Regions from separate parts of the Mus musculus genome. Here regions 1 and 3 are each linked to region 2. A link is a loop called in an ENCODE intact Hi-C map of the cell type or tissue named here. Cell type or tissue: heart. All regions are shown on one strand. Region 1 has its middle 26 kb from the start of Gm40445. Region 2 overlaps Rab15 (RAB15, member RAS oncogene family). Region 3 overlaps Sptb (spectrin beta, erythrocytic).

The links. Hi-C counts contacts between places; a loop is a spot of excess contacts. Peaks named below come from ENCODE experiments on the same cell type or tissue, not always from the same donor. Only the 100,000 strongest peaks of a DNase experiment are listed, where the experiment ranks them.
Region 1: it touches region 2 in a loop (4-fold over the local background); 6 of 42 quality-filtered maps call a loop at or near these places.
Region 3: it touches region 2 in a loop (7-fold over the local background); 3 of 42 quality-filtered maps call a loop at or near these places.

The regions. Positions count from the first base shown.
Region 1 is chr12:76,493,029-76,501,028 of GRCm38, forward strand. No RefSeq gene overlaps it. Among named protein-coding and RNA genes, the nearest start is that of Gm40445, 26 kb to the right of the region's middle. In heart, no CTCF peak of the experiment used is centred here; DNase peaks (open chromatin) are centred at 623 and 3,553; H3K4me3 peaks cover 377 bases; H3K27ac peaks cover 471 bases; H3K27me3 peaks cover 274 bases.
Region 2 is chr12:76,800,327-76,808,326 of GRCm38, forward strand. It overlaps Rab15 (RAB15, member RAS oncogene family), which reads right to left. Exons shown (of 7, transcript NM_134050.5): 2 at 4,117-4,177; 3 at 3,242-3,302; 4 at 2,742-2,819; 5 at 1,566-1,655; 6 at 240-305; 7 at 1-75. Among named protein-coding and RNA genes, the nearest start is that of Gpx2, 8.8 kb to the left of the region's middle. In heart, a CTCF peak has its summit at 3,746; no DNase peak of the experiment used is centred here; H3K27ac peaks cover 877 bases; H3K27me3 peaks cover 1,088 bases.
Region 3 is chr12:76,588,521-76,596,520 of GRCm38, forward strand. All of the region lies in intron 32 of Sptb (spectrin beta, erythrocytic), which reads right to left. Among named protein-coding and RNA genes, the nearest start is that of AI463170, 45 kb to the left of the region's middle. In heart, CTCF peaks have their summits at 2,013 and 3,895 (motif pointing right); DNase peaks (open chromatin) are centred at 1,271, 5,501 and 7,961; H3K27ac peaks cover 2,364 bases.

The sequences.
Region 1 (8,000 bases), 310 kb before region 2:
TAAACACTAACTTAAATCTTTGAATGTATATGGACACTAGCTTCCAGACTGCTTGCTATGTATGAGGGCCTCAAGTTACAGAAGAATAAAAACATAAAACCAAAATAATAATAATAATAATAAAGAAAGAATGTGAGTGTGGTGGTATGGCACACAGATCAGCATATTCAAAACACTGACTTGTAAACATTAAAAAGATGGCCAGGCAGTGGTGGTGCATGCCTTTAATCCCAGCACTTGGGAGGCAGAGGCAAGTGGATTTCTGAGTTCGAGGCCAGCCTGGTCTACAAAGTGAGTTCCAGGACAGCCAGGGCTACATAGAGAAACCCTGTCTCGAAAATAAACAAAAAAACAAAACAAAACAAAAAAACCCCAAACATTAAAATGATGAATTTATGTTATATGAATTGTCTCCTAGTTAAGGAGAGAAAGAAAAGGCACTGCCTTATGTTTGTATATGCTGGGTGAGTCAGTGACTCATCTCTGGAGAAGAGAGCAAATCAGGGCTCTGGATCCACTCCCAGCCGTTCTGGATTTTCCTGCTAGCTCTGGTTCATGAGAAAAGTTTTCCTCTGAAGGTTGCAGTGTTGGCACCTGGTGTGAGAAAAGGGCGTGGCTGTGCTTTACCGGTGATGCTGTAAGGGCTGCCAGCATCCCCTGGATTTGATCCATCACTGACACTTTTATTAACCTTTGGAGAGGAAGTCAGAAGTGGAAATGGCCTCCCCCACTCCTGAAAATGACTTCAGACTAACAAAAAGCCTTTACTTGACTTCAGGCCAAATGCGTCATTTTAATCAACAGGCAAGTGAGTGTGTGAGCACGTGTGTGTGTGTGTGTGTGTGTGTGTGTGTGTGTGAGAGAGAGAGAGAGAGAGAGAGAGAGAGAGAGAGAGAAGCATCAAAAGACCCAGTTGAAATTGTCATTTACTTTGTTGGCAACACATGGACACATATTTACCTAAGAGGTGAAAGGAAACATGCTGGTTCATCTTTGCTCTAAAGCAACTAAGTGCATCCAACAGAATGGCTGGGTACAGTTTACAGTTCCAGGCCTAGAAGCATGGATGTAAGAACCGGGGTCAGATGCTCTCATGTGGACATATTCAGAGGACCTTGTTCTGTTGGTCAAAGAAAGGACATTTGTAGGGCTTGTCTATTTGGATGTTTCTGTTCTGAGGAAAGTTGGAAAGGAGAGATCTTTGGCATGGACCCTTTATGAGAAGCAGAGAAATAATGAGAAAATCCGGACAGGGTCCTTCAAGGTGGTTCAGGGAATAAAGGCACCTGCCTCCAAGACTGAGTTCCACCCTTAAACCCACACGGTGGAAGGAAAAATTGTCCTCTGGTGTCCACGTGAATCTGTGTGTGTGTGTGTGTGTGTGTGTGTGTGTATGTCTTTGTGTGTGTGTGTGTGTGTATCAGTGTATATTTGTTTATGTGTCCATATGAGTGTGTGTGTATTTGTGTGTTTGTATCTGAGTGCTTGTGTGTGAGCGTTTGTATGTAAAAATTTTATAAGTGTGTTGTCTTTGTGTGTGTGTATGTGAGTATGTTTGTATATGTGTCTGTGTGAATGCTTGTGTGTATGTATGTGTGCGAGTGTTTGTGTGTTTATGTGTTATCTGTGTGAGTGCTTGCATGTGTCTATGTGGGTGCTTGTGTGTGTTTATATGTGTGTGTCTGTATGAGTGCTTGTATGTGTGTGTTTGTGTTTATGTGTGTGTGTGTGAGTGTGTGAATGAGTGTGAGTGTGAGTGATGATTTGAGAGAGGTTCTCGTTATGTAACCCAGGATGACCTCAGACTCCCCTGTCTTCCCCTGCAGCAGTCTCCCAATTGCTGGGGGTAAGAGATGCTTAGGATCTACAAATACACATTTGGGATTCCAAGCAGAAAGGATGCTTGGGAGTGTGCCCACATCCTCTGGTTATTACAAAAACCCAGAGGTCTGGGGAGAAAAAGCAAACCACCCGCCTTGTCTGCAGGCACAATGTGGGTGTCCTCTTTCCCACAGCATGTAGACATTTTTCTTATGCCCCTTCTGTAGATGAAGAAACCAAGCCCAGCATGGGCAACTTGTTCCAAATCACACGCTTATTAAGTCACAGAGCCAGGGTTTAAAGCCTGGCCTGATGGATTTCAGATCTCAAGATTTCTGGATTTCTAGACATTTTCCTTTTTCAGTCAACTGTACTTTCCCCCAGGATTCCCTCGTGAAATGAAAATCCACATTACAACCTAGATAGCAGCAAAAAGAAAGGACCTACAGCATGGCTGGGAATGCCAGCAACAGAGATACCCAGAGCCCAGAGCCTAGGGGACCGGGAGGGCACAGGTTCCAGCAGCTGTTGGGCTTTTCAGGAACTGTTTGTGGGGAGATAACTCTGCACAGGTATGGAGACCAACATCCTAGGCAGGGCACATAGACAAGTTTCCCTCAGCCATCTTGGAGGGAGGGAAGGGGTTAAAGCTTTGCAGACAGAGAGCAGGAAGGAGGTTAGTGAGCTACAGTCTGCTGTTACAGCCAAGGAAACTGAGGTCCAACAGAACAAGTGAAATCAAGCCGACAAGCACAAGGTGGCATCCGGACTGCCAGGGCATTGTGCAAATGGGTTCTTTTTTCAATCAGCAAGCCAAGTATCTCAAAAGAGATAATCTAACTGGCCCATCCTCTTTGGAGCAAGGACCGCAGACCCAGCTCTGTTAAGTGCACCACAGGCTATAGTAACCGTGTAGATGAGAGGTGTTCTGGTAGCTTTTGTAGGATGCATGAATGATGTGTGTTTGTTCCCCAGGCTTGCCCTGGTATAAAGGTGCTGGGGATCAGAGAGCCTGGAGAGATGGAGAGATAGCTCCCGGGGTTGAGAGAACCTGTTGTTCTTGCAGAGAACTAGGACTCATTTCCCAGCACCTACACTGTAACTCAAACCGTCCTTAGCTCTGGTTCCAGGAATCCGATGCTGGCTTCTGACCTCTATGGACACTGCATACGCATGGTAAACATGCAAAAACCTCAAACACTTAAAAAACAAACAAACAAACTCTGGGGTTCGGGTTAAGATGAGTGCTTCCGGCCGGGTGGTGGTTCATGTCTTTAATCCCAGCACTCAGAGGCAGGGTATCTCTGAGTTTGAGGCCAGCCTGGTCTACAGAGTGACTTCCGGGACAGCCAGAGCTACATAGAGAAACCCTCTCTTGACTCTCTTGAGGTGGGGATGGGAATGAGGGCTGGGGAGCAGGAAGGTGTGAGGGGTGGAGGTGGGGAGTGAGCTGTCCCCGTCTGGTTATCGGTTTACCCTGATATGCTCTTAATCTTGGTCCGGATAACCTGCTTCCAGCCCGCCTCTCTTTCGGGAGCTAAATGATGCTCTCTTTAGATTGAGGGTTTTAAATTCTTGTTTCTGTAAGGATTTCCGAGCACGTATTTAGCTCCCCCGCTTCTTTCTTCATGTCCTCTAGGGGGCAGAAGTGAGCCGCTTGTCCATTCTTTGGGACTGATCCTTCAGACTTCTCCAAACTTTTATAAGAAAGCAAATGCCCAGGGGGCGACCAGAAAGGCAGATAGTGAGTATGCTTTCTCTTTAGATTGAAATATGATCTCGGGCCAGCAAGATGGCTCAGAGGGTAAAGGCTCCTGCTGCCAAGCCTGACTAACCTGGGCTTGTTGGCACGAGCGTGCCGCACTCCCCTCTCCACAAGATTAATAAATAAAGTATGTAAAAATTAAAACAGTATGATCTAGGGCCTATGATCTGGGGCCTGGTGTGATGTGGTGGCACAAGCCTTTAATTCCAGTCCTTAGGAGGTAAAGGTAGACAGATCTCTGTGAATTTGAGGCCAACTTGATGTACATAGTAGTTCTGGGCCAGCCAGAGCTACATAGTGACCAAGTGAGATCCTGTCTCAAAAAAATAAAAAAAAGGAGAGTTGAATGGTGGCAGTGCTTGCCTTTAATCACAAGGCTCAGGAGACAGAGGCAAATGTAGCTCTATGAGTTCCAGGTCTTCAGCAAAAGTCCCAGGACAGCCAAAGAAGGTTATACAGAGAAACCCCGTCTCAAAAACCCAAAATTACCAAAACATCACCACCACTATCATCATCATCAAGAGAAACATTCTTTGAGAGAAAATATTGGTAGGAACTGAGGCTCCAAATTCAGTCTCCAGTCTCAAACAAGTGTTGGGAGAAAGTTTTCTGCTTTTGTTGTCCCAGCAGGCTACATGAGACCCTGTCTCAAAGCAAAGAAGAAAGAAGAAGAAGAAGAAGAAGAAGAAGAAGAAGAAGAAGAAGAAGAAGAAGAAGAAGAAGAAGAAGAAGAAGAAGAAGAAGGTGGAGGAGGAGGAGGAGGAAGAGGAGGAAGAGAGGAGGAGGAGGAGAAAGAAAGAAAAAAGGAAAAAGAAAGAAAGGAAAGAAGAGAAAAGAAAAGGAAAAGAAAGGAAAGGGAAGAAAAGGGAAGAAAAAAACTTGAACATGACCTAAGGCAGTGGTTCTCAAACTGTAGGTTGGGCCCCCTTTGTAGGGTGTCAAAAGACCCTTTAAGCTGGATTCCTAGCATCCAATAAAACTGAGTGACCTTCTGCTTATCAGATATCTACATTATAATTTGTAACTAGCAAAATTACAGTTATGAAGTAGCAACAAAAATTATCTTATGGTTGGAGGTCACCACCATCTGAGGAACTGTGTTAAAGGGTTGCAGCATTAGGACACGGTTGAAAACCACTAGTCTAAGGTCTCTCTGTCAAGAAGTCAATAACCCTGAGAAAAAGTTCTCCCATTGAGGGAGCCAGGATCCCTAAGCTAAATTCTCTACACTTTGCCACTTCTCCCCCCACCCCACCCCCACCCCCACCTCTGCCCCACCCTTGGAGACCAAGTTGCCTCTCTGGTAGAAAGCCAGGGATACCCGTCCCTGGAGTGTAGCCTTCTGACAGGCTTACAGTAGATGGAGCAGGCCTTGAAGTCCCTGGATATTGGGGACACAGACACCACGATGACTGACGGTGAAGAATGAGGAGAGAAACGGATGAGAGGGTAGCCTTGAAGCTCAGCGGAAGTGGTAGTGTACATGAATTTCATTCCTTAAGGACTAAGCTTCTGGGGTGGATGGAGTCAGGGGTGAGGGGGCAGGTGTCAACACTGATCTGAAGGCAGAGTTTTTGTGTTCCCAGAGGCGAAGAGAAAAGCCTCCAGAAGAAAAGAAAATGTAGGGCTAGGCATATGTCTTAGCTGTGCTCACAAAGCCCTGAGCCGGATTCCCAGCATCCTATAAAACTGGATGTGATGTAAATGACTAAAATACCAGCACTCAGGAGTGGAAGCTAGGGGGATTACAAGTTCAAAGTCATCTTCTGCAATATAATGAATTGAAAGCCACCTGGGGCATATGAGGCCCTGTCTCAGGAAAGAGGAGGAGGAGGAGGAGGAGGAGGAGGAGGAGGAGGAGGAGGAGGAGGAGGAGGAGGAAGAGGAGGAGGAAAGGAGAAGGAAAGGAGGAGGAGGAGGAGGAGGAGGAGGAGGAAAGGAGAAGGAAAGGAGGAGGAGGAGGAGGAGGAGGAGGAGGAAAAGAGAAGGAAAGGAGGAGGAGGAAGAGGAGGAGGAGGAGGAGGAGGAAAGGAGGAGGAGGAGAAGGAAAGGAGGAGTAGGACCTGCAGGATTGAATGTTAACTCCACAGAGCTATACTCTGTGGGGCCTGTCATCTTACAAATAGGTCTAGGCAGGCCTTGCGGGAGGCTGCTACTGTCCCAGGACTTGTCCATATAAAGCAATTGGCAGAGAAGGCTGAGTGGATAAAGAGGAGGAAGTTGGGTAGTTAAGGAAGTGTGTTTAAAATCTTAGCATAAAGAGCCCCATAACCCATGATTTCATTTACATTCCATTCTGGAAAAAGCAAAGCGACCAAGTCAGAAGTCAGATCAGAGGCCTTTGGGTTGGGTGGCCACGGGGATTCAAACCACCCAAAAGGGGTGCCGCTTGGGGTGATGGAACTATTTCAGATGTTAATTGAGGTGATGGTTATCCAAGTGCGCACACTTGTCAAAACACATTCAAGCGTGCACTTTGAAAGGGCTTTGCTGTATGTAAATTATAGCTCATAAACTCGACTTAAAGTAAACCTGCAGAAGTTGCCAAACATCAAGGGCCAGAGCTAAGCTGGTTCTAAAGCGAGGAAGCTCTTCAGTCTCTAGAATGGATGCAAACCTCACACATGCACGTTTGTGTCAACCGTAAGTGGGATTGATGATGCAAGTACATTTGCTTAATCCATTACCATGAGTAAAATATATTTTACCATATTCACATGCGCATGCGCGCACGCACACACACACACACACACACACACACACACACACACACACACACAAACGTTTGGTTTTTTTTGGTTTTTTTTTTTGAGACAAGGTCATATGTAGTCCAGACCAGCCTCCACCTCACTGCACAGGTGACGGTGACCTTGAACTCCTAATCCTCCCGCCTTCACCTCCTAAGTGAGGGTGTGTCCCTACATACCTGGTCTTTATCCAGTTTAAACTTGGCAATTACAGAGAACCAGTATCTTGACTGTAAATCGGTTGAAGAGTCCTGCTTTGCTGGACGGATAATTAAGCCTCTGCCTCTGCAGGGACTATTACTTCCTCTCTGTCTTTCCTCTCTGGTCGCCCTTCCTGGGTTTATCTGGGCAGTGGAGGAGGTGGCAGGTTTGGGTGCTGGCCCCTGTGCTCTCCTCAAGACCTGAGTGCCATCTGTGAAATGACCTTACACCTTACGAGGTGCCGGGTGGCTGGCATGGCTCCTCCGTCCTGTGTTAGTTCTGTGAACCGAACCTGGTTGAGCTCCTGCTCACTTTCCATCCATTCCCCTCCCGCTTGAGCGATTCACAGGTCCCAGCTCTTCACTCACGTCCTCTGCATTCCTGGGGACGATCGATCGAGGACTTTCTCCTGGGCCACACTTGAACCCGGGGAAACTTGGGTTGGGGGTCAGGGACTTTAATATTCCTCTCCAAGACTGGTCACACCATTTAACTGCCTCCCTCGGTGCAGCCACTCCAGGGGCACAAAGACTCACCCACAAGGGCAATGGCTGTTCTATTGGAGGAGCATGGCACAAATAGCTTTTGCCTTTAGTGCTATTGACCTCTGGAGGTTTCTGTTCTCTCTACTCCAGGTTTTATCTCCGGCTGATCGGATGTGTCTTATCGATACACAGCTCCTTCCCAGCCCCAGGGACATCTGTTTATCTACATCTGTTTATCATCTGCCTTCCGGTGTCTTCCTCTGTTATTTTGCCCAGCACCGCAGCCCAGGGACAGTGAGAAGACATAGCTTACTGATGATGAATGAAACTCTCCAAGTCTTTCCCCTACCTAGAGCTTTAGAATGATAACTGGGAATGGTGGCACATGCTTCTAATCCCTGCACTTGGTGGGTGAGTTCGAAGCCACCCTAGTCTACAAAGTGAGTTGTAGGACAGCCAGGGCTACATAAAAAGCAAGACAGAATAGCAAACAAAAACACTAGGGGGGTTGGGGGGAGGAATGAGATAACCCTTCCCAAGATGGTGCTTCAGTTGCCTCTGCCTCCCAAGTGCTGGGATTAAAGGCATGTGCCACCATGCCCGGCCCATTCAGTTGGCCTCTTAATGGGTAGGTTTATCATAGTTCTTGGTTTCCAACCTGGTGGAAGTCTTATCCCTTTAGTTAACAAATCTCACCCCACTTTCTCTCCCCCGAGCCTGTTCCTCCTCAATGTTTCAAATCCACCCAAACCATCTAAGCCAAAAGCTGGGAGCCCTAAGTGGGAGGTGCATGCTTACAAATTTAGGTTTGAGGCAATCCTGAACTGCTTAATAAGTTCAGGATTAGCCTCGGTAAGACCTGTTTCAAAACAAAATAAAATACCACCTAAAAAGGAAGTTGAGACTCTTTGTGGGCCCCTTAGTCTTCGCCTTCCACCCTATCTATCCCTGGTTATTTCTTCTTACACCATGACTTCTTAG
Region 2 (8,000 bases):
GCTGGCACGTGTTCGGAGACCATCCAGCTCTTTCCTGTGGGCCTGCAGCACCAGCTCCGTCAGACGAGTGAAGGACTGGGAAGCCAAGGAACACACGTTAGGCTAGCCTATCCACCCCTGCTTCTGGAGACCCTGCAAGTGCCCACTCGGGAGGGGTCGCCCGTCTTATCTTGGCTCCTTTCTGTTGCTTCTTCCCATCATCCCACCAGAGACAGAGGAGAAGTCCCCGGCGTTCTCACCTCTTTAATATTAAGGTTGGTGCAGGCACTTGTTTCGTAGAAGTCCATGCCGTACTCCTTAGCCAGCTGCAAGACAAGGGCATTTCTGAAAGAGAGTCAGTGAGGGAGGGGAGGCCCGTGCCTCCTAGTGTGTGCTTCTGCCATTGGACACCCTGAGCAGACTGCACGGAATGCCTCACTTCTCAGGAAACTGTGGGCTTTTTAGGACATAGGCTGGCAGAGAATGGGACAAGATATCCCACCAATACGCCCATTTCATCCAAGTCTACACACACACACACACACACACACACAGAGAGAGAGAGAGGCATGTGTGCACCCATTTCATCCAAGTCCACACAGACACAGACACACAGACACACAGGCACGCCGCACACACGCACGCACGCACACACACACACACACACACACACACAGAGAGAGACACACACACATACCACTATATCAGGACAGAAAGACAACAACATGCGGCCTATAAATGAGGAAAATGGACTGTGAGTATAACAGAGCCAGTCTAAGTGCCATGCTGTCACTCAAGAGCCGTAAAAGCTGGAACAAGTTACTATTAATTCTCTCCAAAGCCCAGCTCCATCCTTTGTTAAAGGAGAATGATGGTGTCTGCATGCAGGGTTGCAGGATGACTACACAGGGTCACACCGCTAAGAGCACTTACCACCGTGCCTCGTGTATAGAGATCGCTCAATAAAAACCGTTACTCTTGTAGGGTATGTCTCTATTTTCACATGTTAATGACCTTGTGTGTTTTTTATGCACCCCAAAAATCAATTTTATTTTAAGGACTAATGGAATGCTATTGACTGCAGAGGGAGAGGAAGACTCCTGAGGTGTTCAGGGTTAAGAGGATGGCTCTTGCCTCAGGGTATCACCCTTTCTGCTGTGTGGGAGCTTGGTCTCCCTGCATGTGTGGGACGCTTAGACCCTCTCTGCCCCCTGGCTTGGCTACCGGGGGACCCTTCATTCCCACACTTTCCAGGCGTGTGGAGTCAGGGTGTAGAAGGGACGGAGTGGGAGACGGTCCCCTGACCACAAAAGGTCCGTTGTGCACAGATGCTGTTAAAAATGTCAGCAGCTCCTTCCTCATTGTCACAGAGGAGGTCTTCTGAGCACAGCAGCACCACCCTGTTTAGGGCGCTGCGCACCTTGCCTGAGAGCGCTTACTTTCCCCCATGAGCACCCCTGAGGACCAGAAAGCAAGCTTTCTCTCTCACTCCCCAGCCTTGCATTGTGCGTGCACTCTTGGGTCCCTACTCTCAGCACAGGCCCTGCTAGTGCCATAGAAACCCTGAAGGGTGGGACTTCACCTACCTGCTGCCCCTGCTCTCTCCCCACCTGCCGTTTCTGCTCTTCATCAGCCTTATTCCCAATTAGGATCTTCTGGACTCCTTCTGGAGCGTACTAGGGACAAACAGAGGTGAGCCTAATTGAGGGCCCTTCTTCATTTCCAGATCCCAGATCGGCTCCACCGGCCTCCACCACCGCGTTCAAGACCGCGAGACAGAACAGGCTCCCATTGTACAGGAGCCCCTATCTCCTTTATCTGCAGTTTTGTTTTCCACAATTTCAATTACCACCAGTCAGCCTTGATCTAAAAAATATTAAGTGCAATATTCCAGAAACAAACAATTCATAAGTAACCTTTATTGTAGCACGGTGCAATCTTGCTATTATTGTTGTTGTTTTTTTTTTTTACCATGTCTAATTTATATATTTTTGTCACAGGTATTCAAGAATAGGGAAAACCAACTGGGCAGTGGTAGCGCACACCTTTTATCCCAGTGCTTGGGAGGCAGAAGCAGGCGGATTTCTGAGTTTGAGGCCAGCCTGGTCTACAGAGTGAGTTCCAGGACAGCCAGGGCTACACAGAGACACCTTGTCTTAAAAACAAAACAAAACAAAACAAAAAAAAAAAGACTGGGGAAACCCATCGTATGAAGGGCTTGGTACTGAGTGCTCAGCTTCCATTGTGAGTCATGGGGACCACAATACCATGGCTGACCCCCTGAGTGTCACAGGGACATCTTAGGGTAGAAGATACCACAACAGAAGCCTCTTTGGGCTGAAGGAATGGTGTCTGAACTACACTGGGCTTCATTTAGCCTTTATTTGACAGATAAGGGCTTGGGGACCCAAGGAGTCAACATGGCTTTGCCAAGGATGCACCAGGTGCACAAGCAGATCTAGAAGCCCAGACTTGCAATTCCACCTGGCCCCAAGGGTTTGGGAAGGGAGCTGCCCATGAGGTAGTCCTGGGACTAACGCCTCTCCAGGAAAGACACGGCTACAAAGCCTTGCGGGGTATACCGAATACGGGTATGGAAGTGTTGGCTTTTCCAGCCCAACTTGCCCAAAGGTCTCTATGTCAAGTCAGAAAAGGCAAGATTGTTTGACAGACCCTTAGAGCTTGCTTTTGTCCCATGGCCCTTGTTTTCTTTTTCCCTAAGCACCCTTCCTCCATCCCATCAGAGAGGCGGCGTCTCCTACCTCATCCACGTCACTGACCCACTTCATGATATGCTGATAGGAGCGCTCACTGCTAATGTCGTAGACTAAAAATATTCCCTGAGAAAGAGAGGGGGAGAGAGACACACAGATGGGAGACATACATAGAAGAAGGTACAGTCATGTAGACTGGTGTCCTTGTATGTCCGGCCCACCCCCTTCTCCCGGCCTACAGTGAGGATGCCTCAGCCATGCTTGCTTTCCCTCAGCTGCTCCCAGCTAGGAGGGCAGTGCCTGATTTGACCAGGCTCTGTGGCATGAGGTAGAGGAGGCAGAGCAGAGGCTGTGTGTGAGAGTGAAGAAGGTACGCTAAGCGGTCTGTGAATGGTTGCAGAACAAACGACTAGTGGGAAAGAACGAGGCTCCCCAGCAGGCAATCTGAGGACTCCAACTCAGAGGTCAGTGACTCAGGCATCTCGAACACCCAGTGCTGAAAGTGTGAGTAGCAGTCTCCCGGGTCTGACCCTGAAGTGGTGGCTCACCTGGGCTCGCCGATAGTACTGCTTTGTGATAGTCTGGTACCTCTCCTGCCCTGCTGTGTCCCTGCAAGAAAAAGCCAGTCTCTCAGAGAAGAGGCCATAGGGATAGAAGATGAGAAGCAGGAGCTAGGGAGTCTCTGTACCCTAAGAGGAAATACTGCAGAGTTTCAGGGTGAACACTTAGTAGTGCTCTAATCCCCAAGAGTATCCAAACACACCCTAATCTTCCAGGGGAGGCCTGGTCCTTGGCATCGGCACGGGCAGGGCCCCAGGCACTCTTCTTAGGACCTACAACCTGACAGAGCTTTAGACAGCTCTCCAGAACTCAGCCACTGTGGCCGTGATTGAGCAGATGGGAGGATCTGTCACACACCCAGTGACCAGGACATCTCGAAAGGCAATTTCCCACAGTATTCTAGGATTGGGAGGTGTCTCCATATTAAGTGAGTGGTAAGGGCTTCCAAGACCTTTAGGCCAGAGAGACACAGAGACACAGCAGCCCCTGGTGACCAATAGTGGAAATTGCACCATGTGGTTAGTACTGAGGCAATCTCAAAAACCAGTCCCAAGCTAAACCAGAGAGTGGTACTCTCAGCCTCCCTGTCTTAAGCGCAGTGGTACAGAGTACCACTAATTCTGAGATGAGCCCACAACGCTATTCTACCAATTCCTCCGACTTCCCTCCCTTTAGTGAGCTCTCCTCACTCCCATGGTTTGTTGAGATTAAGGTTCACAGAACAGATGGGGGTGTCTGATCTCGCTCTTCATAGAGGTACCCAGTTATCTCGGATGGAGCACAGGTTTACAAATGACAGGGGTACTCAGGGGCAGCTCAGAGCCCTCCCTCCATTACCCTCCTCCTCCTTGGCTCGACTCACCAAATCTGTATTCTCACTTTGATGCCGTCTACTTCGATAGTCTTCATCTTAAAGTCAACACCTGGAGAAAGCAAGCAAGTCAGGAAGGGCTCCCTCAAAGAAGGCTGGGACACTCAAAAAGCATGGAAGGGACTCCGCTTTGGTCAAATGTGACAAAGAGGTGACCAGAAGCAAGCTCCTTCACTAACATTTAAACTCTAAACAGATCCTAAAGAGGCACTTAGAGCTTTGGATGGGGAGTGTCCATTTCACTTCCCAAGCTTCCATTTCCTTGACAGTAAAAAGTGGGAACAGTCAAAACAGCCAAGGCGGTGGTGGCGCACGCCTTTAATCCCAGCACTGGGGAGGCAAAGGCGGGCAGATTTTTGAGTTCGAGGCCAGCCTGGTCTACAGAGTGAGTTCCAGGACAGCCAGAGCTACAGAGAGAGGGAAGAAAAAGTGGGAACATTACAAATTCTGATCTGGTTGCTAAGAAGCCCCTGAGAGAGACAGTGCTGGCCTGCACACTCTGCTGCAGCTATCACTGACTGAGTGCAGTGCCAGGCATGCAGCAGGTGCACCAAGACCATCAACTGATAGGGAAAGCAGGAAGGTACAGAAAACCCAGAGTTCTCTGCTTCCTCTGTCCTAGGCCCTGAAGCCCTAAACTGCCAGTCCTACCAGAACCAAGAACCCAGAGGAGAAACATTTGAGGAAATCTACAACAAGGGAAGTGAGCGCCATCTGGCAGGGTCAGGAGAGATGCCTGAATCACCATGCCTTTCCCAGCCCCAACTGTGCCCAGGCACTGTGCCCAGGGATTCAAGAGCTACTCACAGGGCATCACAATCCACGGTCTTGAGCTGGGGAACATGGGAAAGGTACTGTGTGCTATCCATCAGCAGCTGAACATCCAGTCCAGAAGGTCCCAAGGATGCCAGCGTTCCCAACCCCGTCGGCATTCTCCCTCCACATCTGGGCTTTGCCAAGCAGGAAAGCATGGTCTCTTATCTCTCCTGTCCCCAGGTTTCCACCAAAAGAGACATTAAAGTCAGCCTCTCCCCTCCCACCACCAAGAACAATCATCTTTTAATCAGAAGGGACAAGAAGCTTCGGAATGGAAGACCCAAACTAAATCAAGCCGGTCAGGCATGAATCATGCCTGCCTGAGCTGATTCATATCTACGCGGCTGTACTTTTCCAAATGGCATTCTTCGCTGTGTCAAGAGAAAGGATGATGAAGAGGAAGAGGATGAAAGGAGAGGGACACCTGGCCCTGGTGGGAGGCAGCAGCCTACTTCCTCCCTCCTTGGACAAATAGTTACAAGGAATTGGCTTCTCCTCAGAACTTGATATAGGAGGCAAGCAAGAATCAAGACATTCTTGTTTCAAAGACTGGTACCTTCGTCCAAGAAGGAAGAGGGAATTCCCCATATAATAAACCTAGCTCACACTCATAGCCTGGTCAGGAGTGCTCCTTGTTCAAAGTATTCATAGGAGAGTTTTATTGCCTCAACCCCTGAACATCCGTGAAATTTTCCACTGTGCCCTGCACAGGTCTCAGTCTCAAGGTGGACACAGCAGCAGAGACACATGGTCCCTCCCCTTACAGGGGACAGTAGGAAGGAAGGGCTCAGATGCAAATAACCTGCCTGAGGTTAGCACAGTGTGGATCAGAGTTTCAAACAAGGGCTTGCTTAATGCTGGAATGCATGCCCCCACCCCTGTACCGATTGGGGTGGGGGGAATGAGTGTGTGAGGGGAGAGTTGTTTGTTAGCATGTTAACCCCTCATGGAAGTGGTTAATATTATCAACTGAACAGGAATCTGGAATCACAAGCTTTTTGGACTGAGAGGGAGTCTCTAGATTGTATCAACTGAGGTGGGAAGATTCACCCTAAATGTGTGGGGGGTGCTATTTCAAGATATGGGGGTCCTAAGCTGAGTAAAAGCGAGAAGGCAAGCAGGGCTGGAGCATTTAGTTCCTCCTGTTTCCTTCCTCACTGCAGATGCAATGTGATAGCTCCCTCAAGCTTCTGCCATGGCCCTCAGACTGTGGGCTAAAGTAAACTCCACCTTCCTTAAGTCACTTTAGTCTGACATTTTATCACACGGACCAAAATAAATAAATAAATAAATAAATAAATAAATAAACCAAAAGAGAAGTCTTCACTGTTTGTTTTCCTGTGGGTCCTGTGCTGAGAGGAGGAGCTGCCAATCCTCAGGAGACCTTCCCCGTGAGAGGATGCTGTTAGAAGGGGTAGAAGGGATAAGCAGATGTGGAAGTCACAGACTCCATTGATGCTGGAGTCAATCATTCCTGTTTGGTCTTCCCTCACTTGGACCTGCATGGACAGGAGTCAAGACTGGCCAATTCTGAGATTCCAGCAACCTCCACTTTTACAGGCTATACTGCAATCTAGCCACTCCAAGTTTGTTTTAACATGTCTTAGGAGAGCAGGGCCAAATGGAGTGAGCAGGGCTGACCGGAGTCAACTGGACTGGAGCGAGTGAGGCAGTCTCAATTCCCCACTAATAATGGCTCACAACCATCTGTACAGCTACAGTGTACTCATATACATAAAATAAATAAATAAATCTTTAAAAATAGTCTGAGGAATAAAGGCCTTCCTCTTAGCTTATTCATATTTATTAATGTATGAAGGAAGGAATGGGCTTTATCTTCTGAAGGATTGCCCCCATCTTTTTCTTTAAACATAAAAGCTGTAATCGCCCAAGGATATCCATGTTCTCCTCCTCTATGTCCCCTCCTCCCCTGAGCTTTCCATTCTATCCATCCTACCAATGGGACCCTGGTCAGCAGTACCATGTGCTGACCCAAGACCTTGCTCTATGCTTCATGGCTGTTGGGTTTGTTTTTGTTTGTTTGTTTGTTTGTTTGTTTGTTTTCTGTTGCAAGACACAATCAAAATACTAGCCTGATCGAGTCCGCTGTAGACTCAAGCTGTCCCCACCTCAGGCTATTGGCTGCTCAGCAAGCTAATCATTCAAATGTGTTCACCTGTCACAGTTTCACAGGACTGTCCCTTAGCCCCTGTGTGCCCTCTCCTCAAGCCAGCCAGCAACAGAGTGAGTTTCCACAGCATCTCCTCTCAGGCCCACTACCTCTCTTTCTTCCTCACAGAAGAGTCTTCTCCCCTACTGGAATCCGTCTCCCAGCAGTCCTCCCTGCTGCTCATCCTAACCCGAAGCGCTCCTCCCTGTTGCCGCTTTTGCCTCTCCTAGGAAAGAGAGAGAGTCTCCATCTACCTCCACCCCAGGGTTTGCTCACGCCTTGCCTCTCTAAGGCAGAATTAAGATGCACACAGATTCAGATTCAGGAGGTGTGAACTCAAGCCTGAGGAGTTATATCTTGCTTCGGGGTCCGTGGATCGGACCTCAGTCCGTGAGTTCTCAGGACAATAGTTTCCAAAGGGCATCCCCAGACTTGCAGCCTTATAGCATCATCTCAGACTTAGAAAGGCGAGTGCCTGAATCCTACTTCAGCCTTGGAGACTCAGAACCCCAGCGATGCAGGGCCAGCAGACTGTTTCAACAAGCTCCCAGGAGAGTCCCACATATCTTAAGTTTGCCAGCCACGTGGTGCAAAAGCTTTGCACCTGAACTGTCAAGACAGGCGGCGTGGGCAGTCTCTTTCAGAGTGTACTTTGCAAAACCTTGGCTAAATTTAGAATTACCCGGGAGGATTTTTTTTTCTTTTTTTCTTTTCATTTTAAGGCAGCCACCTTAAAACATAAATAATAAAAATTAAGGAAAAGAAAGAAAAAGGAATCTAGCTGCCTTAACTTGCCTAAATCCACTAAGTCATACTTTGAGTAAGACTCAGAAACTGTACTTTAACAGACTGTGTAAAGCAGTGGTCCTCAGCCTCTCTAATGCTACAA
Region 3 (8,000 bases), 210 kb before region 2:
TTTTTCTTCTCATTGGGAGCTTAGCTGAGGGTACAGACACATCACTGGACGTAAAACTGAAGCTTTAAGATAAAACTGGGTACTTCCAACAGCTGCCACGGCTGGGCTCTGCCTGAGGGGGGTGCTATGGAATGTTAAGTTCAAAGGGGATGTTCAAAGGCAGTGGTCAGAAGACAAGAGAAGCTGGGTGTGTCCCCACCATATTGGTACTGCTTAATAAATAAGCTCTTAAGGACCAGGGTCCTGGTAAGATTTCATTCAAAGAAAAGGAAAGCTGGCTGGAAGCATTCGGAAACCTCTGACCAAACATTTCTATATTTAATGAGAAAAACGACGCTCAGAGGTTAATGGCTTTTGGGATGTTCTATAGTCAGTGGGTATACAAAGCAATTAGGAGTATGTACTACAGAATAGGGCAGGGCTGCATTTTATGCTATTCTTATTCCTTTGTTAGAATCCTTTGAGGGTTTGGCCAGGCTACTATGCTGTATGTATGCTGAAGAACTTATGTCTCAATGTTTGCCATGAGCAAGCGTGGTCCCCAAGGCTCCAAAGGCTCTGAAATGCCTGCACTGCTACTTTCTAGTGAGGAGAAAGAGCCGATGTGAATGGGATGGGACCTCAGACTTCAGTTTGGAGTCGCGTGGCCCCTGCAGCCTACCTTCTGCCTTGGATTGAAAGTTCTGGAGGCAGTCACCAACCCAAATGGGAAACCCCTTCTCATGGCCCACCTCTCAGCTCCAGCCTCAAGTATGGTGGGACTTTCTTATCCTCCAGGAGAGGGAACTCCATCCAGAGGGCAAAAGTGTGAGCACCATGCCTCTCCTAGAGACGAGCCAGGAGAGGGCTGGTGCCTGAGAGAAGATGTCACACCGGTGCCAGGCAGGACGCCACCAGCCGGTTACAACCTGCCTTCTGCTGTGCCTTTCCCAGGTTCTGCCCGCCTGCATTTGCTTCCTATGCTTTTAATTCTTTGAGAGAGTGGCCTTTAAAAATCAAGATACATTTAGCTAGGGCTGACTTCTTGCTGCTGCACACTAAGCAGAGACCTAACCCAGGCTGGAGCCTGGGTCTTCTGAGCAGACTTGGCTTCGTTACAAGTTAGCTTTGAAACACGGGGCTTTCCAGTAACGGCAAAGATTTCTTCTCTGGCTTTGGAGTGGATTTCAGCGCATCCTGCTTCCAAGCCCACACAGAGGTCAAGACCTGAGAGGGAGGAGCCAGAAATGAGGGTGGAGGTGGAAGGCTTTGGCTTCAGAAGTCCATAGTTTCCTCCTGGACAGGGGAGACACACAGATCTGCCGGGAGGAGGTGGATGCAGGAGAGGGTGGAGAGGTTCCCCGAGTTTGTCTTTTCTTCAGCTCCCAAGGAAGTCTGGCCAACTTCTGGAGGAGTAGGGCATGGGAAAGGGAAGGAAACCTCCTTCCTCAGCGACCCACCCCTCCCCCATAGGACTTGGCCCCTCTGTATCCTTTCTAACACCCAAAGCCCAGGCGTTGGGTCAGACAGACCTGGAATGAAGTCTGGGAACAGGCGAGAACCCAGCAAGTCACTAAACCTTCCTGATATGTCTGCTTGTAAGGCGGTACCCATGACCACTTTATGGGTGATCTGAAGCTTTTCAGAATAAGATAGGAATGTTGGCCGTTAGGATCCTAATCCTGCCAAACCCATCTGCCTCCCAGTTCTCCTGAGCTGTCATGGCCAGTGACTGTGTAGTCAGCCCGACCATCTCAAATACTCCTTTTCCTAGAGTATGGAGTTGTTCTCAGGATACCTTGGTGACCCTTAATGGGAAATTCTAGCTGCTTGCTGGCAGGCAAGGCCCCCCCCCCCCCCCCCCGCTACTTCCTCTGTTGTTTTCAGTAGGAATACTCCAGAGCTCCAGACAGGAGCAGGGGAACTGTGGCGACTGGGGAGAGCCCTTCAGGGCAGCTCAGACTTTGTTATGAAGCTCACAGAGCTTGATAATGGACTTGAGAAGGTGTCTTTGAAGTCACTAGCTAGGGCTGAGGACAACAAATGTTCCTAGTGGAAGGTCCTGGTAATTCATGGTAGGAGTTTTACAAAGATCTCACAGCTTTGTGAAGACTCTGAGGAAGACTTTACCTAGACCTGGTGAGCAGAAACAAAGCAGAAAGGGGGTTCTGATCCACTGAACAAAGTCCACAGGGAGTGAGAGGGAGCTGCCTCCTAGCTTAGTGTCAGTACTGCATGCAGTATGTCAGAGGTCTCTGGAATTCAGCTGAGATTAGAAATGTCCCCCGGGGTCTTTTACTAGCAGCTGGTGTCTCAAGGAGGAGGGGGACAGAGGTAGTGTTGGCAATGAAGACCTTATGAGGAAAGCAGGTCCCACCAGAGAAGGCTGGAGGTAGCAGGGACAGATGGAGTCCCCGCAAAGGGAGCCAAGAGGACAATTCTTGGACGTTTGGAGACTGTGAAGATGTCTTGGGGAGCAGCTGAATCAGCCAGTCCTACCAGAAATTAGAAAACTGGGATCCAGAAAGTTGAGGGACAACCTGGGGGTCACACAGTAGGTTAGCAGAGTCAGGGCAAGAGTCCACGCCATTATTTCTCTGCCCCCCAAGAAGGTCTTGCAAATTTGAAAGGGAGGCAAACCAAGCCCTTGAGGGTAGGCCTAGGCATGCAGGTGGTCAGGGAACCAAAGGAGCGCCCTGGGCTTAGCTCCAAATGGAATGGATTTGAGACCTGCAGTGCTGCTAAATGAGTTACTGCCTCTTTCTAGGCTTAGCAGCACCAAGGACTTCCCAGCAAACAGCTAGCTGAACGATGGCCCATCCAAAAATGGAGCCAGAGATCATGCTGGTGGATGCCTGGGGACAGAAGGACCAATGGTAGTGGTGGCACATGCCTTTAATCCCAGCACTCAGGAAGCAGAGGCAGACTGATCTGTGTGAGTTTGAGGCCAACTGGGTCTACAGAACAAGTTCCAGGACAGCCAGGGCTACAAACAGAAACCCTGTCTGTCTGCCTTCCTTCCTTCCTTCCTTCCTTCCTTCCTTCCTTCCTTCCTTCCTTCCTTCCTTCCTGCCTTCCTGCCTTCCTGCCTTCCTGCCTTCCTGCCTTCCTGCCTTCCTGCCTTCCTGCCTTCCTTCCTTTTCTTTTGAAAGGTTCCAAGGTTAAATAAACTAGGGAAGGGACAGGAAGAGGTGGCAGTTCCCTTGTTCTCCCTGGAAGCCTGCAGCGGTCTGAGGGGAGAGCCACTGCACTGTCAGGCAGAGGAGTCTCTGGTAGAAGTGCCAGAAGCCTCTAGTCAGGGCTCAGAGCTGCTTCTCATCCAGCAGAGGTGCATGTTAAAGACAGACAGGTTCTGCCTAGACACTGGGTGGAGGAGGTGGCCAAAGCCCCTGATGACTTCTATACACTCAGCCAGCAGGCTTTGATCATCAGGAACACTCAGGCTCTGCACCACTGAGGGTGTCCATCACAGGACATCACCCAGGGAGCCTGAAGGAGAATGTAGAGCTACCTGGAAGAAATTCTGGGGGTCAGGCTGGAAGGTAGTGCAGATGTCTAGGCCCTAAGAGGGGGCCAGCGGGCAGGGTGGGCCTGCAATAGGAGGACACACTGCCTGCGGTAGAGGCTGGTTTGCTGATTTGTTAAAACACACAAGAAGAGGTGTCTGATGGGAAGATGTGTGTACCAGCTGCTGGCACGATGTCTGAGAAGGGAATTGGCTGCTGATTGGGGGACATTATGGAAAGAAAAGACACTCAGAAGAGCCTTGTAGGACCTCCTGGGATTGAGGCTAAACAAGGAGAGACTCCTGGCTCCTGGGAGTCTTGGTGGAATCTTGACAGCCTTGCAAAGTCAAGTAAGTCACATAAGCTTGGCTTTTAAAGATGCATTTCCAGGATCAGCCAGCAGGGGGTGTGGGGGACTGCACACAGACCATTAATTCCACAGGCCAAAATACCCTGGCCCAGGACCACAGGGTCTTCCTAAAGATGCTCAGTGAATTACGATGGACCCATAAGCAAAAGAACCCTGCTGACAGAACTCTCCCTCTACTGTTAATGTTGGTGAGAGCCAGGGGCATGGATGGACCTCAGAACAGACTGCTTCATGTTAGCAGTGAGATGAGTTCTGGGACAGGAGCCTAGAACGTACATAGATGGAGTGTCAAGGATGGAGGCCTTGGGCTGGTTGCTGTCTACAACCGTGGTAATGTTAGAGTCCATATGAGGGAAGGTTCTTCTCAAAGATGAAGGGTTAAGGTAAGGATGACGGGACCTAACTGACCATGTGCTAAGCACCAAGTTCTCTATGCACATTCTGTCTCGCAAGCCTCACAGGCTCTCTGTTTTACAGATTACGGGGAACAGGAAATCTGCCCACAGCCATATATCTAACAATGGAAGGTAGAAGATGGGTCTGCTTAGCTCCAAACACAATGCTTTTTCTATTCAGTCCAGGTGTGTTTATGTGCGCATAATACCGTGACTGCTGAAGAAAGTATCACCTGTTGGGTTCCCAGTCTAAATGAGATGTGCCCAGCTTACATCAGGCATGTGGCCAATTTGTTAAGGTGGTATGATCTGCTCTCTTCTCTGCTGGAAATGGGATTTGCACCACAAAAGACACACTGCTAGATGCTTTAGGCAACCAAACAGTGCCAGGTGAGGGCAGGGTGAGCAGCAACCCTAGCAGTTCGGGATGTTTATTCTCCCCAGTGCCTGACGTCTTGGCCCCTGGGCTGTGACGGAGAAGGGTTGTCTAGATAGCTTGCGAAGGGTACCTGAAAACAGTTGTTTGCAAGAGAAGAGAAAGAATCCGTTTGCTGAGTCGAAAAGCAGCCAAAGACATGCATGAGACCACGGAGCCTTGGGGTCGACAGTTCCCCCAAAGGAGAGGCTTTGCTGAACCAGAAGTGTAGGGTGGAGAAGGAAAGGCAGACTGGCATATGGCAGGCCAGGAGATGGTGAGGGGCTGCCAGGAGTGGGATTTGGAAGCAGAGAGGCTCAATCCTACACTCCAAGGGGCAACTGTTGTCTACTGAGGAGCTTGGGCAAGATAGAGGGAATATGGTTCATGGCACTGGACAAAGCAAAGGGAAGTGGAGGCTTCTCTTGGACACAGGAGGCCGCCTGACCCACTGCCACCAGAGAGCAAGCGAGGTGGTTTTCAATGTGTATGACCTGTGAGCTGACTTTAGAGGCCTGGACCCTGGCACTGTCAAGTAGGCAGTTCTCCACCCACTTCCCAGGTGCTCCCGAATGTTAGCTGAGTCTCATCCTGAGTCCATCGGTATTGGGGGACAGGGGACTGGAGAACATAGAGCTTGAAACAAGAAACTTGGGGGAGACTTTGCAGCAGAAGGACCAGGCATTAGCATCTGGCATAGCAAAGAGAGAGCTGGCCACACCCTGCTGTGTGTAACGCCCAGAAAGAGAGAAGGTTTCTCTAGGGAGCCAGGGCACAGTGCCAGACTGCAGGCAGACACACCCTTGCCACGCTGACTCAGGCATCCTGGGGAGAGAGAAACACGCCCAAGTTTGGGGCAAGGCTGACGTCTGTTTCAGGCAGAGACTGCCCATTTGGAACAAAGAGGATTTGCATTTGAGGCAAAATGTCTGAAAAAGCTGCTGTTTGGGGGTGTGGGAGGGGCAAGGACTGGGAAAGCTGTTTAGGCAAGAAGAAACAGCTGCTATCCCACTCGCACAGCATCCACCAACGTCAGAGCCTCACTGCTGGCTGCTGAGCAAAGCTGGCTGCTGGGGGCAACTGTGGCTGGAGCTATCAAGGCCTTGCCACAGGGGTGGCCATGGACCCCGAGATCCTGGTGCCTGCACAGCCCTTGGGGTACAGCCCCTCACTCACATGTGCTGGCTGCTCTCCCAAAGCCTCTGAGACAATGGAAGGAAGATCAGCAAGATTCAGATTACCCTGGCAGCCCTACTCTGACGATCAGCCTGTCTCAGGGGAAGTTGGCTGTGTGGCCATTCATGGAAGGTCACACTTAAAGAGTGGTGGCTGGGAACTACCCTGGGGTAAGATTCGTCCCTGCCAGACTGACCATGAGTAGCACCCACTCTGACACCGTCTGGAGTGGCTTTGATCCTTGGGGTCCCCCTGCACTGCACACTGGGCCTAGCCTGGGGACTTGGAGGCAGGAAGGGTAGGTTGGTTCCAAACTAAGACTGTTTCTCGTTACAGCCCCCAACAGCATCTGAGTCTTTCAGGGGTGTCACTCCTGTCATCCCAGCAGGGACAGTGTGACACAGCAGTGTGTAGGAAGAGGTTTTGAGCCTGAGGAAACTCACACTCTCTTTAACCCCATGAGAGCTTGCTCTCTTCTCTCCTAGGAGGAAACATCTTCCTACAAACACAACACTGGGCAGTCTGAGGAGCAATGCCTGGAAGATGAACATTCAGGAGAGGACCGGATCTTTCCCAGGGGAAGGGAAGCACAGGAGGCAGAGAGGGTGCCTGTCTCTTGCCAGAAAGTCCTCCTGCTTTACCCTCCGGCTGAAGGCCCCCTCAGGGCTCCACTTCTGGCATTATATAGGTTTGAACCTCAGTCCTTTCCTCAAAGAGGGACAAGGGCAAACACCCTAGGCTGTGACCTCTCCTTCCCCATCCTGATTTCACAGTAGCTTCCGGAATCTCAGAGTTAGGAGCAGATGGAAGGAAAATAGGAAAGCCATCCTCTCAGTCTCCCCCTTGGAAGGCTACGTCGCTGACTCGTGGGACTGTGGACTTTCTGTAACCTTACAAAAAGACCTTTATAAGGCAAGAGGCTTGGGGACGGGGAGAGGATTCCAAACCCACACAGGTTAACCAGAACCAAAGACCAGACCCCAGACATTCTGACTTCATCCCGAGTCTTGCTTCTTGTGATACCTTGTGTCTCTGGCTTGGCCTCACACTTACCTGTGGGAAGGGTCCGGCTTTTACCAGAATGCATTCTAACATGCAGAGGCGAGGGGCAGTAGTGGCAGTGCACAGTGATGGTTTGGCAGCTCAGTCATTGCATGTACACACACAGGAAAGGGAAGGCTGGATCAAGGCCCGCAGGGTGCCACCTATCCAGGCACTATCCAGGCAGGGCAAGGGGTACGTGGTGTTCCACTCCCATTCGTAACTCCAGCAGGAAGCGACATGCATTAGTAAGGGCTTTTACACGAAGCAATGTGGCATGTATCTAAACTACAGGACCCGACACCAGACTGCACAGATAGGACCAGCAGGAGAGCCATGGCACCCCAGGCCCATTCATGAGAAGGCACAGCATACAACTGAACCTTCCTGTGATGGGCCAGAGGTTAAGGGCAGTGAAGGGGGGCTGTAGTGAGCTGGGGAGGACCTCTCTGAAAGGAGGTTGGGCTTTCTGTCTGCATGGGCTCCATCCTCTTTCTCATATCAAAGATGATTTGGAGTTATGTCCTCCCTCCTGCATCTTTAAGGCTTGGGAAGGCGCTGCAGCAGGAAGAAGGCTGTCTCCAAGAAGCCCTGGGCCTGGTGTTCATTTGATTAGCCATCTGGTTGCTTTCTGGTACAGATATGGGTTGCATTTCCAATCTGGTGAGTGGCTGGTTCCTCAGCAGAGATTCCCCCACAGGGGCTCATTCCTCCCCCAGAGAAACACTCAGATTTAAGCAAATTTTATTCCTCCCAACCCAGTGATATTCAAGTGTCAGATGGAGGTGGCTCAGGTGCACATGTAGTTACATTTGCACAAACGTACACGTACACGACAGACAATGGTGTCGAGATGCTCAGGTGGTCATGAAGCCTGCACACCGGGGACACCACGGCATGCAGACACACAGGGATGCAGGGCAGAAGCGCGGGTGGAGGCAGGAGGCAGGAGGCAGGGGCAGGGGCAGGTCCAGCCCTGTTCACAGTCTGTAGCCCCAGGAGTTCTCTCTCCCTCTGGTGGGAGTGGGCTGAGGGATGGGGTCAGGGGAGTTGGTGCTGGGGAAAGGGAGCTGCAAGACAGTCTACCACAGGCGGGATGGGAACGGCAGCAGGATCTT